Regions from separate parts of the Homo sapiens genome. Here regions 1 and 2 are each linked to region 3. Evidence: chromatin contacts called from ENCODE Hi-C or POLR2A ChIA-PET data. All regions are on one chromosome and are shown on one strand. Each heading gives the region's core, a stretch centred on a gene start or an enhancer-like site at or near the end of the contact. The rest is flanking DNA. Distances are from core to core; before and after follow the strand shown. Region 1 holds the start of SBNO1 (strawberry notch homolog 1). Region 2 holds the start of AACS (acetoacetyl-CoA synthetase). Region 3 holds the start of PXN-AS1 (PXN antisense RNA 1).

Region 1 (3,681 bases), core at 414-2,913, 3.2 Mb before region 3:
CAGGCGTGAGCCACCACACCTGGCCTGTGCCTAAGGTTTTTTTTGTTTTTTGTTTTTGAGTCGGATTCTCGCTCTGTCGCCCAGGCTGCAGTGCAATGGCACGATCTCGGCTCACTGCAACCTCCGTCTCTTGAGTTCAAGCGATTCTCCTGCCTCAGCCTCCAGAGTAGCTGGGATTACAGGTGCCCGCCACCAAGCCCCAGCTAAATTTTGTATTTTTAGCAGAGATGGGGTTTCACCATGTTGGCCAGGCTGGTCTCGAACTCCTGACCTCAGGTGGTCCGCCCACCTCGGCCTCCCGAAGTGCTGGGATTACAGGCGTGAGCCACTGCGCCCGGCCTAAAATATTTTTTATTTTTGTCTTTATAGGTTTTTTTTCTATGTGTGTGAGAGGATTAAATGAAATAATGTAATTAGTAAAGCGATTAGTTAGCACTTTAAAAATATTTATAAATGTATACATAGATATATAATACATATCTATGTGTACAAACACTGAAGTTTCCTATTCTTTCTGTGCCTACTTTTTCCTTTCTTTCCCCGAATACTTTGTCTCTGGAAGAGTTCACACTGTAACCTCCAACTGTTCCAGCTACTTGGTTTGCTTTCAGCACTAGGCTTGTAGGATGCGCAGCCAGTAGGGGGCAAGAATCACCCAGGCGTGCTTATTACCCAAGCAACGGAGTCAAACAGCACTTTCAGAATGACTTTACAAAAGGGTTACCAACAAGGTAATATGTTTATTGTGTTAGGTCGCTTAATAATAACGAAAAGATGAAAACAAGGAAGTGAGAAGCGGTAGGGACAGCCCTACTCTTCAGTATTCATTAAGTGGGAGCCCCGGTGTGTCGGGCTTGCGTATGAGCGTGAAGACAGACGTGGGATGGCTGAGCTCACACGCCTTAGGCTCTGATTCTAGCCGTGGTCGCGCCGAGGGCTCCGGGTTACTTGCGGTTTCACTGCCAATAAAGTGCTTTGAGCGAGCCTAACAAGCAATGAATATGTAAACATTTTGTTTCTAGGACTAACTAGGTAATGAAGAGATCTTCCAAGTGACAGAAACGCTGCTAGGTAACTTCCTGGGCCGTAGCTCCCCACCCTAACAGGTTCTGAAAATAGCTCCAGGCCCTTCCTAACCGGAGTTTGAAAGCAGGCGCGGGGCGCATGCGCGCGGCCCTCCGGCCGACCTCCCGATAGCCCTGGCACGCGGACCTTCTTCCCGACAGGCCGCGGGGAAAAAAGGGCGGGGAAACGGAATTACCGCGAGCTCTCCGTGAGCGCCGGCGGAAACAGTAGTCACGTGACTCTCCTAGGTGGCCTTCGCCTTCCCCCTCCCCCTTCGCGGAAACCCGGCCCCCTCACCCCTCGCCCACCCCAGAGCCGCGGTAATGGACCGTTTGGGTTCCGGAATTCTCTTGGATCCAACAACTGGTACCGGGCCGAGGATAGCCGGCGGAGTCCGTTTTTGGCGGCGAAGACTGGGGGGTGGTCAAGATGGGGGGGAAATCATCTTCCTTCACCTAGGAGGGAGGCGGGGCGGAGAGGGGCGCAGAGAGGCGGGTGGGGGAGGAGGGAGGAAGTCACGTGAGGGCGCTGCGTGCGCGCGGCGCCTCATCCGTTGCCCCTCCCCCGCCCCTCCCGGCGGGGCGGGGGGGCTGGGGGAGGGGCGTCAAGATGGCGGCGGGGAGGTAGGCAGAGCAGGACGCCGCTGCTGCCGCCGCCACCGCCGCCTCCGCTCCAGTCGCCTCTGGTCCTTCAAACTCACACCTCCCGGGAGGAGCTGTGCTGGCGCCGGGTCCCGCGGGGAAAGTAAGTCCTTCCCTTGGCCCTTTTCTCCTTCCACACTCCCCCTCCCGGACAGCCTCCCACTCCCACCCTCGGGGGGCCGTGCGGGGCCAGGCTGGGGGGACAGCCACCTCGCCCCGGCTTGGGGCCTCCCTCGCCGCTTGCCGCTCCTCGCGGCCGCGCGCTCCGGGGCCCTCGGGGGCATGTTCCCGACGGCGGCTCCGTTGTACTCGCTTCCTCTGTTCGTCAGCGCCGGGCCCCGCTGTCGCCGCTCGTGGGGCTTTCGGGCTCCGGGAGCCCCGCTGTCCCGGGCCGGAGGCACCCCTCTTGGACCGCGGGGCAGGGTCTGTGCACGCCGGCTCCGCTGGGTTCGCCCCTTTGGCTTCCGCCTCACAACCCGGGGGCTGCGGGTCCGGGACCCGCGGGGAAAGTAAGGACCGGATCCTTCCCAAGTCCTCTTTCGTGCCCCAGCATTGCTCCCGGCTCTGGGCGAGGGAGGGAGGCAGGCGACGCGGTCGTCCTTCCTAAATCTGAACCCCACAGCGCGGTCTCGTACATGCCCCGCTCTTGGGGCGGTGGGGAAGCCGCGGGGGACACGTGCAGGCTCCCTTCACGCCTCTCCAGGCGACTCGCTTAGTTCTGCCTCGGCGGGCGAGCTCACCTCCCAGACCCTAAGAATTACCCATGGAGGGGAACGGCAGTTGGGGATTTGCTTACTTTGAGAGCGTTTGGCATAACGAGCATCCAGAGTTCCCCAAAGCAGTGGATACCGGTGGTTTCCCAGAAGTGGTTTGGGGTCGGTTTAACCGCTGAGGAGATTTGGATGTTCCTAAACCCTTCTGATTGTTTCTTTCCTGACCCTGGCATCCAGCTCCTCCCCTTCCCACCCCTGCTTTGTGCTTCTGTTTGGTTAATGTTTGCGGACCACTAACTTGATCCTCGCACAGAGAAGCTCTTTTTATGTGCGTGCTCGGTTTACTGTGGGAGGCTTTTGTTTTGGGGAGTCGCTGGTTGAGAAACGTGGGAAAAGAACGGGCCAGAAAATGAGAGACAAATAAAGCAACGTTTTTATCCATTGAATTGCGCAGCCAATTGTAAGTGCACCCGGAAGTTTGTACTGAACACGTGTTGAGGGAAGGTTATAAACTGGTCCCCTTTGACCTTTGAAAGTTGGCTATTATCATTTTATGTTGAGTTAAATGTTTCATATATTCTAGACAGCCAGAATTAGGGATGGAATATGGTTTCTAAAGAGTCATCCAGAAGGGTGCAGAGAACTGTCATCCGGAGTGCCCTAGCAGGAATTGACTTAACACTTTCAGATAATTCTGCGAGCTGACAGTACAGAGGGATTCTATTTTCCACCATATTTTCTAGCAATCAGAATTGATTTTCATAAGCGTAGGGAAAGCTATCATCGTTGCACAGAAGATAGCAGAATTTCCTACTGGTGACTTGAGTGGGACATTAATTTTGCAAGCAAGGGAACATTTTCTCTCATCTTTTAAAGAAGTTGTTTCCAAAATTTTTCCGATGGGAGACGACTTTACTTTTTTTCTCTGGCTTCTGCTTTTTATCTTCCATTCCAACTTATTCCATATAATTGCGTTTGGAATATTTATGCTATTTTTAAATTTTTGAGACAGGGTCCCACTCTGTTGCTCAAGCTGAAGTGCAGTGACGTGGTCATAGCTCACTGCAGCTTGAACTCCTGGGCTCAAGCGATCGTCCCACTTCAGCCTCCGGAGTAGCTGGGACTACAGATGTGCACCACTACAGCAGCTAATTTTTTTTTTTTTAATTTTTTTGTTGAGAGGCGGGGGTCTCACCATGTTGGGAGGCAGCTACTGGCCTCAAGCAATCTTCTGGCCTCCGCTTCCCGAAGTGGTGGGATTA
Region 2 (3,659 bases), core at 942-3,441, 4.9 Mb before region 3:
GGAGGCAGAGGTTGCAATGAGCCGAGATTGCGCCGTCGCACTCCAGCCTGGGGGAGAAAAGCGAGGCTTAAAAAAAAAAAAAATCCAGATAGTCAGATTACAAATCCCTTCTCTTCAACACTTCCCACGGAGGAAGGTGGTTTCACCCATCTAATAGGGCTGCCCGATCTGAAATTATTTCATAACATCAGGGCTAGACAGGCACCAGACCAGCATTCTGTTATTGCTGGCAGAGGAAACAGATGGAATCAAGGCAAGGTGACACAGAGGAAGAACATAATCCCACATGGCAGCCTCCTGCTTCTTCCAGGAGTCTCCAGGCTGCCCTAATCCAACACATACTCATTTACCAACTGCTGTCCAGAAGCCCCTGGGGCAACAGACTACACCTGTCTCCAAGGGAGAGGAAGGGAAGGAGAGGAACAGCTCTGGGTTAGCCTAGGAAAATGACTCTGTGGAAGCTCCCCACTGCTGTGGAGGGCCTGGAAGCTGCCAGGCAGCCGTCTGCAATTTTGTGGTCAACAAGGAACCACTGAGAACTTCTGAGCCAAGGAGTGACAAAGTAAGACCTGTATGCTTCAAGATTACTCTGGCAAAGCAAGCAGGATGCAAATGGATGGAAAAGCAGGAAGCAGGAAAACCAACCACTGTTTGGTGAGGAGGAAAGGAGGCCCCAGAACCCCTGACAAGGGGCTGCAAAGGAGGAGATGTGAGCGACATGGGGCTGTGGCAGAAGACTTCTGGTGCCACAGGTGACTGGGGTGTCCATCCCTGTGAGCCTGAGCAAGAACAGTGACGCCACCAACAGAAACAAGGGAGTCCCTGCGCCAGCGGAGGGGGTGAGGAGGGGAGACCATGAGTTAAAAATCCCCTAGGAGGCCAGGCGCCGTGGCTCACACCTGTAATCCCAGCACTTTGGGAGGCCAAGGCGATCGGATCACCTGAGGTCAGGAGTTCGAGACCAGCCTGACCAACATGGAGAAACTCCGTCTCTACTAAAAATACAAAATTAGCCAGGCGTGGTGGTGTATGCCTGTAATCCCAGCTACTCGGGAGGCTGAGGCAGGAGAATCACTTGAACCCGGGAGGCGGAGGTTGCAGTGTGCCGAGATCTCGCCATTGCACTCCAGCCTGGGCAACGAGAGAGAAACTGTCTCAAAAAAAAAAAAAAAAAATCCCCTAGGAATACCTAGGGGAGGCAGGGTGGAGGGGTGGAGCTGGTAGTTGGGCAAGCCAGCTAGAGCTCAGGAAGAGCACCCGGAGCGGTTACCCCACGGAGAAGGAGCCTTTGCCCCACCCGCACCGAGAGAGGCAGTTTCTGAGGTTCAAGGTGATGGGTGGAAAGAGAGTCTTTTACTAGGTTCTGTTTGGGGGCTGGGAGTGTAGACACGTGGACAGGGCCTCCTGCCTGACCATCCTGCTAGGTGCTGGCCTCCAGCAGGGGCAGCTGGAGATGAGGGAGGTCAGGGGGACAGAGTGCACGGCACTGGGGACTGGCAAGGGACCCCCACAAACAGAGGAAGAGCTGCAAGTCAAAAAGGCCCTATGTCCGGGGGAAGCCCCCACAGGCCGGAGGTCAAGACTCCAGGGAGCACCTCACAGGTAGGAAAGCCTAGCAAGGGGTCACACGGTCAACAGGCAGCTGGCCCTCCCGAGGGGTGACACTCCCGGGGAGAGGGTGACCCCCACATGCAGAGGAGACGCTGCAGAGTCAGGAAGTGCCAGGAGGTGCTGTGGAGGGGTGATGTTCCCCAAGACTGGGGGGAACCCCGCAGTCAGAAGGCCTCCCCGCCATCAAGTGGCTCCTCCAGCCCCAGAAGCGTGAAACTAGCCATGGGGAGACCACCCAACCACCCTGCACGGCTCCCGCCCATCCCCCGCAGGCCCGGCCGCGCGCCCGACTCTCACCCAGCGCCAGGCCGCAGGCGGCGCCCACAGCCGCCCGGAAGCGGTCCATCTGCGTGTTCTTCTTACTGTCAGGCTCCCACATCACCTGGCACTCCAGGATCTCCTCCCGACCGGGGCGCTCCTCCTTGGACATGGCGGCGGCGGGCGGCCGGGGCTGCGACGAGGGCTGGGGACCAGGGGCCGGGGCTGAGGCGAGGGCCGGGGACCTGGGACCGGAGGAAGCGACGGTCAGGAGCGCCTGGCGGGCTGGGTCAGCGACGGCGGCGGCGGGGAACAAGGGACTGAACGGCCGCCGCCGCCTCCTGCGGGCCGCTTGGCCCAGGCCCCGCCCCGCAGGCCCCGCCTCGAATCCCCGCCCCCTTCCAGGCCCCGCCCTCCCGCCTGTAACCCTCCGCTGAGTGCAGCGCCGCTCAAAGGAGTGCTCGCAGCCGCCGGCTCCAGCGCCCGCGGCCGGGGGGCGTGGGGGTGAGGGGCGCTCACGAGCCTTGGCCCCAGCTCCCCGACCTCACCTGGAGCTGGAGGGCGTTAGGGCAGCCGGAGAAGCCAGGCGTCCGAGCCCGCTGTTTCCTACACGTGTACATCATTCATTCGCTATTTCTTCCTGCAGGTCTTTACTGAGAGCCTGCGGCATTCGGAGGACTTTGGGAGCTTTGCGGATACAGCAGCGAACAAAACAAAATTCTTGTTCTCTGTCAACAGGAGAGGAGGGGTACAGGTGTGAGGAAGACGGGAGACGATTAACAAATAAGTACATCGTGTACATACACAAGATAATGTCATAGTATAATACAATAATATACATAGTATGCCAATGGGTATCAAAATACACATTTGTGAAAGGAAAATAAATCTTGGGGCCCCACTACTAAGCTAAAGGGAAAAGAAAAGCTGGGAACTGCTTAGGGCTAACCTGCCTCCATTCTATTCAAAGTCACCCCTCTGCTGAGTTAAATGCACACCTGATTGCCTCCTTTGCAGAGGCTAATTGAAAACTCAAAAGAATGCAGCCATTTGTCCCTTATCTACCTATGACCTGGAAGGCCCCCTCCCCGCCTTAGCTTTTTTTTTTTTTTTGAGTCTCACTCAGTCGCCCAGGCTGGAGTGCAATGTCCCAATCTCAGCTCACTGTAACCTCTGCTTCCCAGGTTCAAGCGATTCTCCTGCCTCAGCCTCCTGAGTAGCTGGGATTACAGGCACACGCCATCATGCCCAGCTAATTTTTCGTGTTTTTTTTTTTGTTGTTGTTGTTGTTTGTTTTGTTTTTTTGAGACGAAGTTTCGCTCTTGTTACCCAGGCTGGAGTGCAATTGCGAGATCTCGGCACACGGCAACCTCCATCTCCCAGGTTAAAGCAATTCTCCTGCCTCAGCCTCTCGAGTACCTGGGATTACAGGCATGTGCCACCACGCCTGGCTAATTTTGTATTTTTAGTACAGACAGGGTTTTTCCATGTTGGTCAGGCTGGTCTCCAACTCCCGGCCTCAGGTGATCCGCCCGCCTCAGCCTCCCAAAGTGCTGGAATTACAGGCGTGAGCTACCGAGCCCGGCTCATTTTTGCATTTTTGTAGAGACGGGATTTCACCATGTTGGCCAGGCTGGTCTTGAAGTCCTGACCTCAGGTGATCCACCCGCCTCGGCCTCCCAAAGTGCTGGGATTACAAGAGTGAGCCCAGGTCTGAGAGCACCCCCTCCAGAGCCTCCCTGATCTCCCAAAATTTGGTGGAGATCTAAAGTTTATTTTGCTGTACAACT
Region 3 (3,434 bases), core at 830-3,329:
CCCGGGAGGTGGAGGTTGTGGTGAGCCGAGATTACGCCATTGCACTCTACCCTGGGCAACAAGAGTGAAATTCTGTCTCAAAAAAAAAAAAAAAAAAAGAAAAGAAAAGAAAAAAGAAAAGAAAAAGAAATACAGTAACGTGAAATCGAGCTACTTCTAACTTTTTTTTTTTTTTTTGAGACGGAATCTTGCTCTGTCACCTAGGCTGGAGTACAGTGGCGCAATCTCAGCTCACTGCAACCTCTGCCTCCTGGGCTCAAGCAATTCTCCTGCCTCAGCCTCCCAAGTAGCTGGAATTACAGGAGCCCGCCACCACTCCTGGCTAACTTTTGGTATTTTTTAGTAGAGACGGGGTTTCACTGTGTTAGCCAGGATGGTCTGGATCTCCTGACCTCGTGATCTGCCCACCTCAGCCTCCCAAAGTGCTGGGATTACAGGCATGAGCCCCCGCACCCGGCCTACTTCTGACAGTTTTATGGTGTGTGATATAGGATATAACATGATGTATGAAGCTCTTTGTAATAATTTTTAATTTTGAAATAGCTGATTCTTTGGGGATCATTTAATACATAATTCCATAGGTTTCAGTGAAAAAAAAAAAAAAAAAGAGATCTCAGGGTTGGGCAAGGTGTCTCATTCTTGTAATCCCAGCAATTTAGGAGGCCAGGGTGGGAGGATTGCTTGAGCCCAGAAGTTTGACATCAGCCTAGGCAACATGGCAAGACCCCATCTATACAAAAAGTACAAAAAATTAGCTTGGCGTGGTGGTGTGTGCCTGTAGTCCTAGCTACTTGGGAGGCTGAGGTGGGAGGATCACTTCAGCCTGGGAGGTCAAGTCTGCAATGAACTGAGATTGCTCCACTACACTCTAGCCTGGGCAACGGAGTGAGACTGCTTCTCAAAAAAAAAAAAAAAAAAAAAAAAAAAAAAAAAAGATTTGATGGAGGTGAATTATTCTATGGATGTTTGTTGGCTAGTTTTCTAGGAAGAGGGAATGGCTAATGCAAAAGCCCCCAAGTAAAGCCTGCTCTGGAAAAGCAGCAGAGCATCATCTGGGTAGAAAGCAAGTAAGTGAGGAGGAAAACATCTGAGATGATCAGAGTGGGCGTGAGGGACAGATAGGTAAGGGCCTTGTAGGTACTTTAGGTTTTAGATTTTTACTCTGTAGGAAACGGAAAGTTTTAAGCAGATAAGGAGATGAGCTGACTTAGGTTTTTTTTTTTTTTTTTTTTTTTTTGAGATGGAGTCCCTCTCTGTCACCCAGGCTAGAGTGCAATGGTGTGATCTTAGCTCACTGCAGAGCTCACAGCTCCCGGGTTCAAGCGATTCTTCTGCCTCGGCCTCCTGAGTAGCTGGGATTACGGGCATGCGCCACCCCACCTGGCTAATTTTTGTATTTTTAGTAGAGACGGGGTTTTGCCATGTTGGCCAGGCTAGTCTCGAACTCCTGACCTCAGGTGATCCACCCGCCTCGTCCTCCCGAAGTGCTGGGAGTATAGGCGTGAGCCACCGCGCCCGGCCAGGTTTTAAAGGATCCCTCTGTTTTGGTAGGCGGAAAAACTAGAGAAGACGAGAGACCATTCTGAGGCCGGGCGCGGCGGGTCACGCCTGTAATCCCAGCACTTTGGGAGGCCGAGGCGGGCAGATCACGAGGTCAGGAGATCGAGACCATCCTGGAGAACATGATGAAACCCCGTCTCTACTAAAAATACAAAAAAAAAATTAGCCGAGCACGGTGGCGGGCGCCTGTAGTCCCAGCTACTCCGGAGGCTGAGGCAGGAGAATGGCGTGAACCCGGGAGGCGGAGCTTGCAGTCAGCCGAGATGGCGCCACTGCGCTCCAGCCTGGGCGACAGAGCGACACTCCGTCTCAAAAAAAAAAAAAAAAAGAGAAACCATTCTGTTTCTAAGCATGTGCAATTATGTCTCAGCTCCACGTCATACCTTTTAGTTTGCTGAGCTCGCCAGGTGGCACAGGGAACCGGGACTCCGAATTCGCAGCTCCAGCTCCAGCTCCAGCCCAGCAGGTGGCAGCAGCTCAGAGCAAGCTCCTCCAACGCGAGGCAGCGCCTTCCTTCGCGACCCTACTTAAAGGCGGCTTTCCGTTGGCTGGAGTGGCAGCGATATTATCCAATGGTTGCCTGTATTCGTTCAGCTTTGTCTGACGGGCGATGGCGCAGCCAATAGACAGGAGCGCTATCCGCGGTTTCTGATTGGCTACTTTGTTCGCATTATAAAAGGCACGCGCGGGCGCGAGGCCCTTCTCTCGCCAGGCGTCCTCGTGGAAGGTTCGTGTGCTAGTTAGATGGGCGCCAGGGGTCGCCGGCGGGAAGCATGGAGGGGTCTTTGGGGGCCTTTGGGAACATGGAGTCCTATTCTGTTCCGCCTGGGGCCTCGGTGGCGGCTTGCACGCCCCGAGATGACGGCCGCTGCCCTAGGCAGGGCCGGCGGGCGATTGCGCGTGTCCTGCTCCTCTTAGGCCCGGGACCGCGGGATGGGTGTCGGCGTGACCAGGCCTGAGCTCCCTGTCTCTCCTCAGTGACATCGTCTTTAAACCCTGCGTGGCAATCCCTGACGCACCGCCGTGATGCCCAGGGAAGACAGGGCGACCTGGAAGTCCAACTACTTCCTTAAGATCATCGTAAGTGCAGGGTGGGTCGCCTCTGCTCTTCATGTTGCCCCAGCGCAAATAGGGACAGTCAGCTGCTATGTGCTGAGGGTCTACTCACACCGGCTACTGAATTAGGCCATTTTTGGGAAAATACTGTTTAGTTAACAATTTCCTGAGATAGGTCCCTTCTGTTGCAGATAAACGGGCTCAGGCAAGTTAAGTGGGTCCTAAGATGACAGCATTCGTATCCAGGTCTGTCTGGCTTCTAAAAGAGCGCGCTTTATACTTTTTTTTTTTTAAACGGAGTCTCGCTCTGTTGTCCAGGCTGGAGTGCAGTGGCTTGATCTTGGCTTACTGCAACCTCCGCTTCCCAGGTTCAAGCGATTCTCCTGCTTCAGCCTCCCGAGTAGCTGGGATTACAGGGGCGCGACACCACACCCAGCTAATTTTTGTATTTTCAATAGAGACAGGGATTCACCATGTTGGCCAGGATGGTCTCGATCTCTTGACTTCATGATCCACCTTCCTCGGCCTCCCTAAGTGCTAGGATTACAGGTGTGAGCCACCGCGCCCGGCCGCACATTACAGTTTTACTCCATTTTTGAGAAGGTCTGAGGTCAGGAATGACTCATTGTAAGGAAGCAAGCTGTTGCATATTTAGGACCTGTCAGCCAAGAAACTTAAGTGTCCAATGACTTTTGGATGGCCTTTGAGGTGGGTCTCCCTTGCCCAGAAATGCTGACTGTACTGCGCTTAAGCAATTAGGCAGCATTGTAGAGCATAGCTTGTATTACATTTTCCCACACTTAGAAGGTTTTCAGACA

What was found. Hi-C counts contacts between places; a loop is a spot of excess contacts on that map. ChIA-PET counts read pairs that join two places held with the same protein, here RNA polymerase II (POLR2A). Pooled maps may share reads with other maps.
Region 1: a pooled map shows a loop between it and region 3 (12-fold over the local background). The contact joins the promoter of SBNO1 here to the promoter of PXN-AS1 in region 3. A Hi-C loop is called at or near these places in 6 of 50 pooled maps. POLR2A ChIA-PET finds 5 or more read pairs at or near these places in 2 of 52 experiments (T-cell and naive thymus-derived CD8-positive, alpha-beta T cell).
Region 2: a loop to region 3 is called in a pooled map, with 8 times the contacts of the local background. The contact joins the promoter of AACS here to the promoter of PXN-AS1 in region 3. A Hi-C loop is called at or near these places in 1 of 50 pooled maps. POLR2A ChIA-PET finds 5 or more read pairs at or near these places in 2 of 52 experiments (AG04450 and BJ).

Annotation. Positions count from the first base shown.
Region 1 is chr12:123,362,829-123,366,509 of GRCh38, reverse strand. It overlaps SBNO1 (strawberry notch homolog 1), which reads left to right and starts at 1,663. Exons shown (of 32, transcript NM_001167856.3): 1 at 1,663-1,809. It overlaps MIR8072 (microRNA 8072), which reads left to right and starts at 1,667; the gene lies at 1,667-1,746. It overlaps SBNO1-AS1 (SBNO1 antisense RNA 1), which reads right to left and starts at 1,562. Exons shown (of 2, transcript NR_157806.1): 1 at 1,395-1,562; 2 at 706-985. RefSeq lists enhancers at 903-1,112, 2,573-2,622, 2,279-2,997 and silencers at 1,283-1,382, 1,513-1,752, 1,863-1,942, 1,983-2,092.
Region 2 is chr12:125,063,967-125,067,625 of GRCh38, reverse strand. AACS (acetoacetyl-CoA synthetase) reads right to left here and starts at 2,191. Exons shown (of 18, transcript NM_023928.5): 1 at 1,909-2,191. The coding sequence starts at 2,041. LOC105370052 (a long non-coding RNA gene) reads left to right here. Exons shown (of 4, transcript XR_001749365.2): 3 at 2,516-2,623. RefSeq lists a silencer at 1,931-2,550.
Region 3 is chr12:120,199,936-120,203,369 of GRCh38, reverse strand. PXN-AS1 (PXN antisense RNA 1) reads right to left here and starts at 2,079. Exons shown (of 4, transcript NR_038924.1): 1 at 1,944-2,079. It overlaps RPLP0 (ribosomal protein lateral stalk subunit P0), which reads left to right and starts at 2,259. Exons shown (of 8, transcript NM_001002.4): 1 at 2,259-2,287; 2 at 2,539-2,640. The coding sequence starts at 2,587. RefSeq lists enhancers at 1,744-2,103, 2,504-2,573.